Regions from separate parts of the Homo sapiens genome. Here region 1 is linked to region 2. A link is a contact called in ENCODE Hi-C or POLR2A ChIA-PET data. All regions are on one chromosome and are shown on one strand. Each heading gives the region's core, a stretch centred on a gene start or an enhancer-like site at or near the end of the contact. The rest is flanking DNA. Distances are from core to core; before and after follow the strand shown. Region 1 has its middle 18 kb from the start of MAGEB17-AS1. Region 2 holds the start of GRPR (gastrin releasing peptide receptor).

Region 1 (6,901 bases), core at 3,392-5,891, 62 kb before region 2:
AAATAAGAAATGTTTGAGATGATAGATATCCCAATTATCCTGATTTGATCATTACACATTGCATGCATGTATCATAATATCACATGTACCCCATAAATATGTACATGTATTATGGATCCATTTTTTTTAAAAACTACAATAACTAGAAAATATAAAAGAAAACAGCAGATTTAAAGCATCTCTAATACTCAAGAGTTGGCCTGGTCCTATTAGCTAATCCTTGGTGTTGCTAAGAGCTAGCTTGGCACTTACAGCTAAACCATGGTGTTTTCTTGTTAAGCGTAAGCAATCTCACAGAGCACCAGATTCAGATAAGCCCACTCTGACCGCGATGGATCAAGAGAAAATAAGACCACCTTGCAGTCATGTCTGAACACAAACAAAAACATGAACATCGTTCAAACCACAAAAATGATCAAATGGCTTTCTATCTTGGCTAATATAAGTAACGGATGCTGCCTTATCAATGACAGTGTTAGCCTCATACTAGTCTTCCTTCCTTTAGATAAGATTTATTATGACACTCAATAATAGAATTACCATTTCCTAACAGCTTGTAATCTGGAATAAAGTCCTGCTTCCTGAACCTTCCTCCAAATCACCCACTACAAGTCCAAATACTATGATAAGTCCTAACACCCTCTATTGAGATGCCCTATGGCTCCCCATGGTGTTCATTCACTCTCATTGTAATAAGTCAATAAAGCCAACTTTGACTGGCTATAGGTGTGCTCCTGATGGTCTTTAGCTGAAGGACATTAACAGAAGCATAAAGAAATTGAGTGGAATTTCGAAGACAATGTGAATACCAAGAAAAATCACACCTTGAGGACCATCTGCATATAGGTCAGTACCAAAACTCAATTACGTGCCACTTGAGAGACTTCTTGTACCTCAATCATTTTTAGCCTGGCCTCTTGGCTACTAGAAGCAGAAAGAAACAAAACTTGTATGTCTCATTTGGAAACCTTGTATTGAATATGTGCCTTACTTAGATAAAGATGCCCAGGGAATAGGTGTATGGTGTCAATATTTAGTGGGTCAGAGACAATAAACATCTTTGTCAGAAAATGGGGCTCATGGAATCTGGAGAAAGACAGGTGGAATCATCGCTGGGGTGACTGATGTAACGGAAAAGTATTAAGAGAAAGAGTGAGAGACTGAGTCCTGGAGTCCTTTCCATAACATTTACACCAGGAGAAAATGCTCTCTGTGCCTGAATCCTGGCCCCAGCCCAGACATACAAATGCCAGTTTCCTACAATGACTCTTGGTGAACAAATTCATTCCCAAGGCTCTAGGTTGTTTTGTGAAGACATTGTCCTTTTGACAGGACATTTACAGTTTTTTTAACCACACTACTATGTGGTAGTTAAAAATCAGGTTCTGGAGTCAAAAATACCTGAGTTTAAATCCTAGCTGCATCAGTTATAAGTTACTGTTCTTGGGAAAGTTCCTAACCTCTTAGTGCTTCAATTTCTGTATCCAAATAACAGAGACAATAATAACTGTACCAACTGCACCTGCTTTGTAAGATTTTGTGTAAAGTGCTTGCATGATGTTTGGCACATGGTAAGCTTTCAATGAATCATAGCTATTGTTCATATAATTGGTCTATATTTGGAAGTACAATGATGTCACCTTTTCCTAGTATCTGAATATTTGTTTTAAGAGAGTTTTACATAGATGTCAAACATACTTATGTAGTTACATGCGTACATATACACTCAAATACATATGTATACATATCCATACACAGATGAACACTTGCATTCATGGGTTTTTCATGAATACTGGGCTGGTCCTTAGGTGGGTAAATGCTGTGAAATTATGGGGCTCAGGTTAGCTCAGGAATGAATATAAGCCTGTAAAAGGCTAAAGGTGACTTTGTAAATTTCTAAATCTTAGTGCTGATAAATTTTACTTGGCTTTTCCTGAGCCTTTTCCCTAAACTTAGAAGTTTGCTTCCTTAAATAATTTGACAGCCCCTCTTGTCATTTTACATTCTCCCACTAGTTCTTATCCCAGAAATTATCATGACTGTTAATACCAGCCCTCTCCTACAGTGCTTTGGCCACAAAGGTACCAAAGAGCCATGGCGAATAATGACTTAACTATTGTTAATTCTTGTCCCTCAAAAGGGGGCCTGTCTGAAAGAAGTCCCAATAGACCGTAACTCCAAAGTCCACACAGTGATAATGTTTTTTATTAAAAAGAGTTTGGAATGGCTGGGCTGGGAGCAGTGGCTCACGCCTGTAATCCCAACACTTTGGGAGGCCTAGGAGAGTGGATCACGAGGTCAGGAGATCGAGACCATCCTGGCTGACACGGTGAAACCCCGTTTCTAGTAAAAATACAAAAAATTAGCCGGGCGTGGTGGCGGGTGCCTGTGGTCCCAGCTACTCAGAGGCTGAGACAGGAGAATGGTGTGAACCCGGGAGGTGGAGGTTGCAGTGAGCTGAGATCGCGACACTGCACTCCAGCCTGGGCAACAGAGCAAGCCTCGTTCTTAAAAAAAAAAAAAAAAAAAAAAAATGTAAAAAGAGTTTGGAGTGACTGCTCATAGCTTACAATGCTGTTTCAAAGGGAAGAATCAGGGAAACCATCTAACACAGGGGAAGTGTGATGGAGGATAAGTCAGAGTAGAAAAAGACAGTGACCTTACTCAATTATGCTTTAAAATAGCTTGTATTTGTGAATTTGACAAAAATATATGACCATATGAATCACTGCTAGGGCCCCTTCCAGGGCCTTGGAAGGATTCAATACAAGTGTGGGGCCCTGAGGTTAAGCTGTTTTAGTAATGCTGCCTATGCCTCCAACTCTCCCAGGCACCGATAGGGTTTCAGTTGCAGTTGTCACTTGTTCATCCAAAGGAATAACTATTTTGTGCAGACTGGTGGGAGAACAGGTTTAGGATTGCCATTCTAGGTGTTGGGCATGGACTGTGTCTGTCTTATTAGCACTGAAGCCCCAGGGCCAGCATAATGCCTTCCACAGAAGAGGTGCTCAGTAAATACGTGCTGTATGAAGGAAGAAACTAAGAATTCCACCCCCGGGATGACAGGGATAGTGAATTCCAATGATTTATTGAGTGAGGGATAAATGATACAGAGAATGTGCATAGCACTAAAGTTTACAAAAGTCTTTCGTGTACATAAGAGGTTGGCAAAACACAGCTCATGGATTGGTAGGTCAAATTTAGCCTGCTGCCTTATTTTGTAAATCAAGTTTTATTGGAATACAGCCACATGCATTTGTTTACCTATTGTCTAGACTGTTTTCCTGCTGAAATAGCAGAGGTGAGTAGCCACTGAGATCACATGGCCTGCAAAGGCTAAGATGTTTACTATCTGGACCTTTAGAAAAGTTTGTTGACACCTCATGCATATTATCATATTTTGATTTTGAGCCTCATTTCATGCCTGTGAGGGAGGTCAAAACTTAATATCTCTTCCTGACAGATGAAAAAAGTTGAGACTCAGGTTAAATGACTTTGCCTGGTTAGTTGCATATCAAGAGTTGACGTTGAACCTAAGTGCTGGGACTAATTCAGGTGTGCCACGAATGTAGGTTGCTAAACTACTTGTAAATGAGCTCATGCTGTGAACCTTTAGAGATGGAAAGCCGTTTTCAGAGGAGCTCAGTAAATGAAGCAAGTTTCAGTGTTTCCACTAAGGCTTTTGGGCAAGCTTTGCATAAGTGCCACATATAACTCAGGCCTTAACACTTAAGTCTACCCCAGCCAACTTTCAACTGCAAATGTCTACTTTTAATGTTTAAATGGAAGGCCACTCTGCTTATATGTAAGGCAGGCTGGAACTTCCATGAAACAATTCCTCCCAAGAGAGGTTAATTCCTGCCAGAAGTTGGTATATAAATACCCCAGCTCCCTCTCTCCTTGGGTTAAAAACCCTCAAGGCATAGGTTTCACACCACTTCTCAGAGTTGCCCTGTAGGATTAAGCTCCAGTTTCCCACAGTGGAAGCTGGCTTGATAATGCATCCTTTATTGGCTGCCTTCTCTGTTTTGTGACATTTCCCCACTCTCCTACCAGTGTTATCTGCACCTCCCAAATAAACTACCTGTACTTGTATCCTTCTCTCAGATTCTGCATTTGGGGAAACCCAAGCAAAGACAGCTTTGGATAAATGGAGGCACTCTTACAGGGGAGCAAATATTTGGCCTCATTATGATAGTTCACTGTGATGTTTCAAAGGGAAGGATCAGTCATTAGGATGGGGTTAATCTTCTGTAGTTCATTCTATTAACCCAACTACTAGTTTGCTGATGAGGGCTCACTTTTCCTGCAGTCACTGATCCTGGAAGATGCTCACCTGAGGAAAGTCTGCATCAGCCAAGACACACATGGCTGCTGCTGCTGAAGTGGAAAATACTGCAGTGTCATCAATCAATGCCTTCCACATGCTCTTGGCAGAAGGGCAATTAGTGTTACTCAGGATGAAAATGAATATAAGGCTGTGGATGAATGGGTTATTGAAGAGACTATCGAATCAGCCTGGCTGTTAGAAGCGGCCAGAGGCAGTGGGGAAGGCTCCTTGTCTGTGCTGGGCAACAGCTAGTGTAGAGCAGCCTTCTGTCTCAGGCTTGGAAGGGGTCATTCAAGTGACAGAAAGATTAGTCATTTTTACCAGATTAGTCATTTTTACCACTTCCTCCCTTCTGGGTTATCCTCTCAACAGACTCAGCAAGTAGGGTCCATCTACTCACAGGGCTGTGGCCATATTTTCTTTTATAAAAGCCAGAAAATGGAATCCCTTCAATGTAGTGACATGATTTTTTGCAAGCGTTTCCTTTTTATCCCTGCCTTTGGCTGTCTCTCACTGTCTATATTTCTCCCTTTGGCTCTTTCTGCCCCCCACCTGTCTCTGTATCTCTGCTTCTGTCTCTCTTCCCTTCCTTTCTCCGTACCTAGTTCTCCCGTCCGCTTCTCTTTCCTTCTCCTAGTTTCTCTCTTTCTCTCCCCACCTTCCTCTGCTCTGGTCTTTCTTTTGGTCTTTGGAATATTTTCTCATGTTCTGACATTCTTTAAGGTAGGTTCATTTATTGAATCCTTGATATATCTCCCAAAGAAAAGCAGTTATAATTAAAATCTTTGTTACTTGTGGGCAAATAACCCCATATAAAATCAGATTCATTTTCAAGTAAAATTCCCTCTTGGGCTTTAAAAGCCTGACTCCTAAAGTTCCCCAGCTGGATAGACTGTCTGCTTCTCTGTCTTTAAGCATTATCCAGGCATGGCGGGCACAGTGGCTCATGCCTGTAATCCCAGCACTTTGGGAGGCCGAGGCAGGCGGATCATGACATCAGGAGTTCAAGACCAACCTGACCAATATGGTGAAACCCCATCTCTACTAAAAATACAAAAATTAGCCAGGCATGGTGGCGCATGCCTGTAATCGCAGGTACTCGGGAGGCTGAGGCAGGAGAATCGCTTGAACCTGGGAGGCGGAGGTTGCAGTGAGCCAAGATCATGCCACTGCACTCCAGCCTGGGTGACAGAGCAAGAGTCCGTCTCAAAACAACAACAACAACAAAACATTACCCAGGCAGCAGGGTGCACAAAGTTTAGCCACCTTTTAGAAATAGGTGCCAAGTATTGTGTCCTGCTCTGTTTGCCTAGGTTTATTGGCTGTAGTTCACAGGTGAGCCTCTAACAGAAGAGAAGACATAAGCAGCTTTCACACCAGAATGGAGCCAAGATGTCTGCAGGCTTAGTGACTGGATCTGAGACATCCCTGATATCATCACGGGGTTGAGACCTGGAACTTTCAAAAAAACTCTTGGTTCTGTATTATCAGTCCAGAGGCAGAAGTACTAAAAACCTGCTGGAAAGCAGCAACAGGAGGAGAGGGAGAGAGCTCTGTCTCAAAGACTCAAAATGGTCTTATAAACCAAAATTCCAAAGAAAGTAAAGAAATTATGTGTTAAGAAAGACGGCTGACAAAATCACCACTCAAACATGAATTCACTCAGGATGAAATTAAAATAATTTTTTAAAGTTTAGAAAAGACTTGATCATTGTCAGGCCTCTGAGCCCAAGCTAAGCCATCATATCCTCTGTGACCTGCACGTACATATCCAGATGGCCGGTTCCTGCCTTAACTGATGACATTCCACCACAAAAGAAGTGAAAATGGCCTGTTCCTGCCTTAACTGATGACACTGTCTTGTGAAATTCCTTCTTCTGGCTCATCCTGGCTCAAAAGCTCCCCTACTGAGCACCTTGTGACCCCCACTCTGCCAGCCAGAGAACCCCCCTTTGACTGTAATTTTCCTTTATCTACCCAAATCCTATAAAACGGCCCCACCCTTATCTCCCTTCGCTGACTCTCTTTTCGGACTCAGCCCGCCTACACCCAGGTGATTAAAAGCTTTATTGCTCACACAAAGCCTGTTTAGTAGTCTCCTCACACTGACGCGCATGAAATTTGGTGCCGTGACTCGGATCAGGGGACTTCCCTTAGGAGATCAATCCCCTGTCCTCCTGCTCTTTGCTCCGTGAGAAAGATCCACCTATGACCTCAGGTCCTCAGACCGACCAGCCCAAGAAACATCTCACCAATTTCAAATACAGTAAGTGGCCTCTTTTTACTCTCTTCTCCAACCTCCCTCACTATCCCTCAACCTCTTTCTCCTTTCAATCTTGGCGCCACTCTTCAATCTCTCCCTTCTCTTAATTTCAACTCCTTTCATTTTCTGGTAGAGACAAAGGAGACACGTTTTATCCGTGGACCCAAAACTCCGGCGCCAGTCACGGACTAGGGAAGGCAGCCTTCTCTTGGTGTTTAATCATTTCAGGGACACCTCTCTGATTATTCACCCAGGTTTCAGAAGTGTCAGACCATGCAAGGACGCCTGCCTTGGTCTTTCACCCTTAG
Region 2 (7,062 bases), core at 1,314-3,813:
AAAGAGCTTTCCCTTTCTGTTGATGGTGAACTTGGTCTGCTTTGAAACTCCAGAGAAGAGTTCCCTGCAGCTGCATCTTTACAGTTCATGCCCTCACTTTCCTTTCTGTTTTTCTCCCTAAGAAGAGAGTAAACACCATCTGTACCACTGCACTCACCAACCCGGAAACCAAAATCTCTCCTTCCCATTAAGAAAATTACCCTCATCCTGAAGAGCCCTCGGCCATTGGTAACAAGCCACAGCCCTTCTGCCAGCTCCAGAGTTTGCCAGCCCTGAATCAATACATGAAACTGTCTGTGGTCATTGGTATCTGTGGGCAGATGTGCAGGGGAGGATGTGCAAGCCGAAGGGGAATGGAGGGAATGGAGAAACTCTGTCCAGTCGGTACAATGTGCAAACCTTACTTCTGTGCTATTACTTTTCAGACTTTGAAAATGTCGTGTGCTGGGCAGTGTGCTTCAGGTAGCTAAGCATAAACACATGTCTATAAATACTGATAACACTATCTTTATTTGTCCATTACTCAACAAAGCCAGATCACCTGAGGACTGTTTGTTCCTCTACAAAATGAGAATCCAGCACCACATGTATTAAAATGTGGGACATTTTCTTCGGAGTATAAACTTTCAAGAGCAGCATCTATGTCTTTTCCAGAACACTCTCAAATCCTTCTGTATCTTTAACACATAACATACAGTTGATTATAAGTGAAAAATTTATAGTCTAGGTTCATTGCAGCAGTTTTTCTGGGTTTGACCATATGGTCTATGCTGTGTCTGAAAGTCTATTCATTACTATGTCCAATTTCCAGAACACAGAAGTACATAAAGTATGTTCAGTAATTTATGTGAACAACCTGCAGCTATTTCTTGACTTGCTAATTCAGGTAAGTGTTTCTTACATGCTAGACACTTGATAAATGTTCAAAGAATGAATATATAGTTTTAAGACTGAATAAACGTAAACTTTTATGCAATGTGCTCACACAAGAAATGCAGTTTGCAAATATGTATATTTCCCAGAATAAAAAACTGTAGTGAACTCCCTCTTCCTCCCCACAATAAGCCCCAAAAGCATGGTATATGAAGTATTGTCAATAAAGATATTAAAATTAGAAATCAACCTTGAATAGAGCTTTCTCCAGAAAATTTTAAAAACTCAAATAATGTTTGATTTCATTTAAGAGAGACTTAGGAAAACCGGCATACAATTGTTCTATCACAGAGAGTCAAATTCAAAATCAGCTGTGAGAAAAGTTAAACTGTCTGAGGAAAATGAATTTCAGAGAAATGAGGCTTATTTTCTCCTCTTGGTTATTTCTGAAAGAACGTTTTGAAGAAATCCAGTGGAACTTTCCTGTTCTCTGAGGGGTTTCAATTGCTCCTAAAAAACATTTGCCTGAGGTTTAAACTCTATTGGGTGTGATTGTCTTTCTCACTGGTCAATTAATTTTGCAAGGAGGGAGAAGTTAGGAAAAGGCAATGCTAAATAGATATGTCTCCAGAAAAAGGCACCTCAGTTTTCTGCTTAGAGATTTTTTTTTTCTCATCTGTCTCCTTCTGTCCCCATCATTCACTTTTCTTTCTTAAACCAATATGTTACACTCAAGAAGTCATACCCAGAATAAAAACCTGCCTGGAAGGGAATCCGTGTTTGAGTAAAACTTCCCTTGTGCAATCAGCTCCCTGTCCCGACATGGTAGTTCATTTACCCAGGCGTCTATCACCCTTGGAGAGCATGTAACTTTCAGCCTGTACTTACCTGTCTGCCGAGAGCGCCGTGAGTGTGAAGACAGACACCCCAACAGAGGTAAGCTGTATAAAGGGGATCAGTTTGCAGCCAATCCTGCCAAATAGCCATCTGTCAGCCAGGTACCTGCTGGCATCCACTGGAGCACACGTTATTAGGAGGAGCAGGTCTCCCAAAGCCAGACTGGAAATGAACAGGTTTGGAACGTTTCGCATGGACTTGACTGTACAGAAGATCTTGATCAAAGTGATGTTGCCAATGAGGCCTATCAGAATGATAACCCCATAAACTGCAGGGATGACATAGAGGATCCCCGGGTGGGACCAGTCATCGTTCACGGGGAGATCCGCACTGTGACTGGAGATGTTGCAGTGCATGAAATGGTCCACCTCCAAGTTCAGAAGGAAACAGTCATTTAGAGCCATCTCTAGATTTTTTTTCCCACCTAAAAGTTCCCTTAGATGCTATTTCTTAACTATTGATTTTGCAACCGAGTGAAGATGAAGATAAGATCTATGCCGGGCTCTTTGCCTTCTTTAATAAAAATACTCTGAGTACATATATACTAACTATGGTATTCAAAACTCTCTGTCACTATTTTGACACTGGTGCTGCTCTGGCTTTCACATGACCAGTGCAATACAACTCTAAATTCAATAAGTTAACAACAACAAAACTTAGCCACAAAAAGGCTTAGAATTAAACCCACTCTGCATCAGTTCTTTCTACCTCCATTCTAGTCTGAGTCTCCCTGGCTGCAGTTTACTAAGAACTTTTGGCCTGCTATTTTCCCACAGCGTCTTTCCTGATATTTAGAATCTGGAGGTTTAAAGTGGGTAGAAAAAAACTGCACTGAGAAATCCTCAAATCCTATAGGCAGGATGCTTTGCACGTCACGGGCTTCACCAGCAAACGGCAGCTCCGCTGAGCTGAGGCTCTGAAGAGGAACCAGTGTTACTTATAGACAGAGAATGCCAGCCCCCTGCTGGACACTTCAATCACTGCCCAGTTGCCTGCTTTCTCCAGATGAGAAGCAACCAGCCGACTGCAGTTCCTACCTAGCTTAACAGATACCTTTGGCTTCTCATGTAAGCACATAGCACCTAGGGTAGGTATTTAATAAATGTTGCTAGCATTCTGCAAAGGCACTGAAAATCTTTCTGATACTATCCCCATGAATCCAGATGGGGATTTACATCCCATTTTCTCATTTTTTCTAATTCATTAGAATGACATGTCAATATTGCTATCAAATGAGGTCTGTCTTTGAATTAAACGCACACTGATGCACAGGGTGTCCATGTGTGAGTTATCCCACTCAGTCTTCCCACTGCCTCTTTGAACAGGGACTGATCCTCAGAAACACATGCACAGACTCACACCTTAAACCTTCAGCAACTGACATCTGGAAAAGCCAGAAGCACAATGCACACATGTTCTTTCCTGTAGATTTGCCAAGCCATTCCTATTCTGTTTACCAGGGAGAAATTAAATTGGGAACCAGCTGTATTCTTAACTCTCAATGATCAATAGTCTTTTCCAGAAAAATGGGTCTTTTCTCATCTGATCTAAAAATTTTATGAATCGGCATTTTGATGCAGCTATTTGCATTTTTAATTGAATGTTTGCCATGTTTTATAGCAAATATCCTCTTTATAGCCCTGTGTGGAAAATAAAGAACTATAAAAGCGTGATAGATACAATACTGAGGAATTGAGTGGGTGGTAAAAGAAGTAAGTTATCGTTGAAGGAGTGCTAGAAAAAGCTTAATTGAGGAAGTGCTATTAGAATCAGGCTTAGACCTTTAGCCAACAACTTCTAAATACATTATTAGAGTGCATCTTTATGACGTATGTGAAGCCAGCTCCTCCAGGTACATGACGTGAAGCCAGTCACTAACAGGTGAAGTCTCATTTTTCAGAACCCATAAGGAATAACAAAACTTGCACTTACCATGCCAGGGCCCACAAAGAAAGCCCCCAACTGTGTTGTTATGGACATTTCCAGTGGCAGGTTCCAACACTGAGGCTGCTGCCATGCTTTCTATGTAAATATGAAAGGCTCAGCGCCCCTCTCTGCCAGCAGGAGGGAGACTGATGCTGCATGGCTAGAGGTGGAAGAGCTTCTCGGCAGAGATCAGTAGCACCAGTAACCAGCCAATAGCCATGAGCCCAGTGGTGTTGATTAGTTGCCAGCAATATAGCTTAATGATACAGTACACAGGCTCTGCTTCAATCCTGGCTCCCTCATTTATAATTATGGCAAGTTACTTAGTGTCTTAAGCTTCAGGTTCCTCATCTGCAGGGTGAGGAGAACTTATGAAGTTAGATGAAATGATTCATGTTAAGATTGCATAGTATTTGGCACATAGTAAGTGCTCAATTAATATTAGCACTTATTATTATTATCATTATTAGATTGAGGGGGAAAGGCTTACTTTGGAAAAGCCCAATGAGTTCAGAAGAGTGATTGACCTCAGATCAATAGGCAAGCACTCATACGAGTGAATTAGCAACTCCTTTATTTACTTGAAAAAAATTTATCAAACATCTACCAGTTGCCAGGCACTGAGCAAGAGGCTGAGAAAAATAGCATGAAGATGTGTACTCTCACAGCTCTTTAGACCCCAACCCCTCTCTGGAGTGAAGCAACTACCTTTTCTCCAGAAAAGACGATATCTTTAAAGGTTAAGTGTTGACAAGGTCTTTTGAATGAAGAAAATCATATGTGCCTAGGATCAAGGCATAAAGGAAAGAGCATGACATTGAGCAGAGGGACATCTATAAATCCAGAGGGTCACCCAGATTGGAAGACAGGGGTGGAAAAAGAACAGCGTGAAATGCAGCTAGAAGCAGGTTTGGGTGAGATTGTGATGGATCTTGTATTCTTGCTAAGAAGTTTGGTCTAAAAGGCATATTTTTGGTTCACAAAGAGAACTTCTGGATGTTGTTTCCCTTTATTTCTTTAGACACCCCTGTGTGCTGAGTCAGCCTCACTACTTAAATCTAATTGGGTGGTTAGTGTTTCTTCCAATGTAAGTTAAGGGGATGCTGATAGATATTGATTTCTCATAGCTGGTGTTAGCATTATGTGTTCCACAGCACTATAGATTCTTCTAATGGTATTTTAGGAGTAAAGGTGCGTTGAGGTTTGACATCTAATATTTTCGGGGATCAAGGATGCTTTAAAAAGCTAATTCGGGCCAGGTGCGGTGGCTCACGCATGTAATCCCAGCACTTTGGGAGGCCGAGGCGGGTGGATCATGAGGTCAGGAGATCGAGACCATCCTGGCTAACACAGTGAAACCCCGTCTGTACTAAAAATACAAAAAATTAACCAAGCGTGGTGATGGGCACCTGTAGTCCCAGCTACTTGGGAGGCTGAGGCAGGAGAATGGCGTGAACCCAGGAGGCAGAGCTTGCAGTGAGCCGAGATCGTGCCACTGCACTCCAGCCTGTGCGACAGAGCAAGACTCCCTCTCAAAAAAAAAAAAAAAAAAAAAAAAGCTAATTCCATAATTTCTATGTCATTTCAACTAATTAACTATAATGACTCTTTCCATCCCTACCATTATGTGTCACCTTCCGGCAGAGCCGGAACACCAAACACCAAACGTATTCAGACATTTGCTTAGCTTTTTATTTACTGGTGAACATGAGATGCCTCTGACATGTGAACATGACATGGAACAAATGTAATATAAAATCTCTGTCCCCAGGGAGTCCAATTTCTGAATAGAATTGGAGTATGACTCAGCATCTTTTCTTATGTGTTGGGACAGGGTTGTCACTTCTGTTTCTATTTCAGTCAATAGAGTCACCTTTTTCATCTTTCCAAAAGACTGGATTTTCTGTGGGGCTCTAACATGAGGTGGGCAACAGTGACTTGATAGAATTTAGGAGAACAGGTAGATTCAATGGGACCACAGAGTGTGGAGACAAAGCCTCTTCCCACTGGCTATGAGCAAGGTCAAAAGGGAAGCTTCTGGAGGGAAAGGCTGAATTTGGCTTCAGGCATATTGAGTTTGCTAGATGAACAAGGGAATGTAAGAAAGCCAATGGAAAATGAGAGGTGAAGTCTGAAAGCATAGAAGTAAATAATTAAGAGGACTGGTTGAGAACTAGAACCCTGAATGCCAAATAGTTTAAATGTACAGTAAAAGAATCACAGAGAATCAAGTGAAGTTAGGCTTTGAGAAGAAGATTATGTGGTAAAAGTCAGTGAAGACTAAGCGTGATTTCAATATTAGATTTGTGACAGCACCACGGAGAAGCTGCTCAAAAGACTGCAGCAACTCTTGCTTGAGAAGAATCAGAGATGTCAAATTTTAGTACTGCAGCAGGAACAAAAGAGGCAGATGACTCTATCCAGATCCTGTAATGCTGGGATCGTTTCAAGTTCCCTTTTCTTTTCTCAACATTCTGTGACTTTTTATGGGGCTTAAAAACTTAGAAGAAAGATGAGAGGAGTCTTCTGGAAGGAAAAAATGAATTGGGTTTCATTTTGAGTCACATGAAACTGCAGAAGTAAATGTAGATGCCAAGAGAAAGCCTAAAGAGGAAGACGAAATTCTCAGACACATCTGAGGCTAGGAGAACACCTGGTGTGGTGGTTAAAATATATTCGCCAGTTCTCAGTACTCTTTGCTTCAAGAGATGTAGATTAATTTAACCCCCACCTCCACCCCTTAAGTGTGAGCTTTACTTAGTGACTTGCTTCTAACAAATAGAATGACACAGCAGGAATAGTGTGTAACTTCCAAGACTAGATGATAAGGGACATTGCAGCTTCCTCTTTGCACTCTCTCCTTGGATCACTTGCTCTGAAGGAAATCAGCAGCCATGTCATGAGGATACTCAAGTGACCTTATGGACAGATCCACATGGGGAGGAACTGAAACCTCCTGTCCAGAGCTATGTGAGTCAGTCATTTTGGAAATGGATCATCCATCCCCAGTCAAGCCTTCACATAACTGCAGCCCCAGCTGACTCTCTGACTGCAGCTTCATGAAAGACCCTGAGCCAGAATCACCCAGCCAAGCCACTGTTAAATTCCTGATCCACAGAGACCATGAGTTAATAAATGTTTGTTGTTTTAACCCATTGTTTTATGGTAATTTGTTATGCACCCACAGGTAACACCTGGTAAGTAGAATGGATGGAGAAGAGGAAGAAAAGAAAACCACCCCAAAGACAAAAGAAAACAGAAGAGGAAGACCAGAAAAGGCAAGTGCTATAAACCTGAGTTAAACCTGGAGTGGTCATACAGGGTGTGAGGGAAGGAAAGTATGGTCAAATCTAGAAAGGTTGTGCA

Evidence for each region. Hi-C counts contacts between places; a loop is a spot of excess contacts on that map. ChIA-PET counts read pairs that join two places held with the same protein, here RNA polymerase II (POLR2A). Pooled maps may share reads with other maps.
Region 1: a loop to region 2 is called in a map of PC-3, with 7 times the contacts of the local background. The contact joins the enhancer-like site here to the promoter of GRPR in region 2. A Hi-C loop is called at or near these places in 1 of 168 maps with a recorded cell type or tissue (PC-3), 6 of 37 single-sample maps with no recorded cell type and 4 of 50 pooled maps. POLR2A ChIA-PET finds 5 or more read pairs at or near these places in 1 of 52 experiments (GM12878).

The regions. Positions count from the first base shown.
Region 1 is chrX:16,183,576-16,190,476 of GRCh38, reverse strand. No RefSeq gene overlaps it. Among named protein-coding and RNA genes, the nearest start is that of MAGEB17-AS1, 18 kb to the right of the region's middle. RefSeq lists enhancers at 3,236-3,980, 3,974-5,173. Within about 2 kb of position 4,641, at least 2 of the 41 ENCODE cell types and tissues checked have a DNase peak (open chromatin) inside an H3K27ac peak, as active enhancers do; they include PC-3, where a contact is called at or near this core.
Region 2 is chrX:16,119,066-16,126,127 of GRCh38, reverse strand. GRPR (gastrin releasing peptide receptor) reads right to left here and starts at 2,563. Exons shown (of 3, transcript NM_005314.3): 1 at 1,762-2,563. The coding sequence starts at 2,174. RefSeq lists enhancers at 2,568-2,862, 6,180-6,319.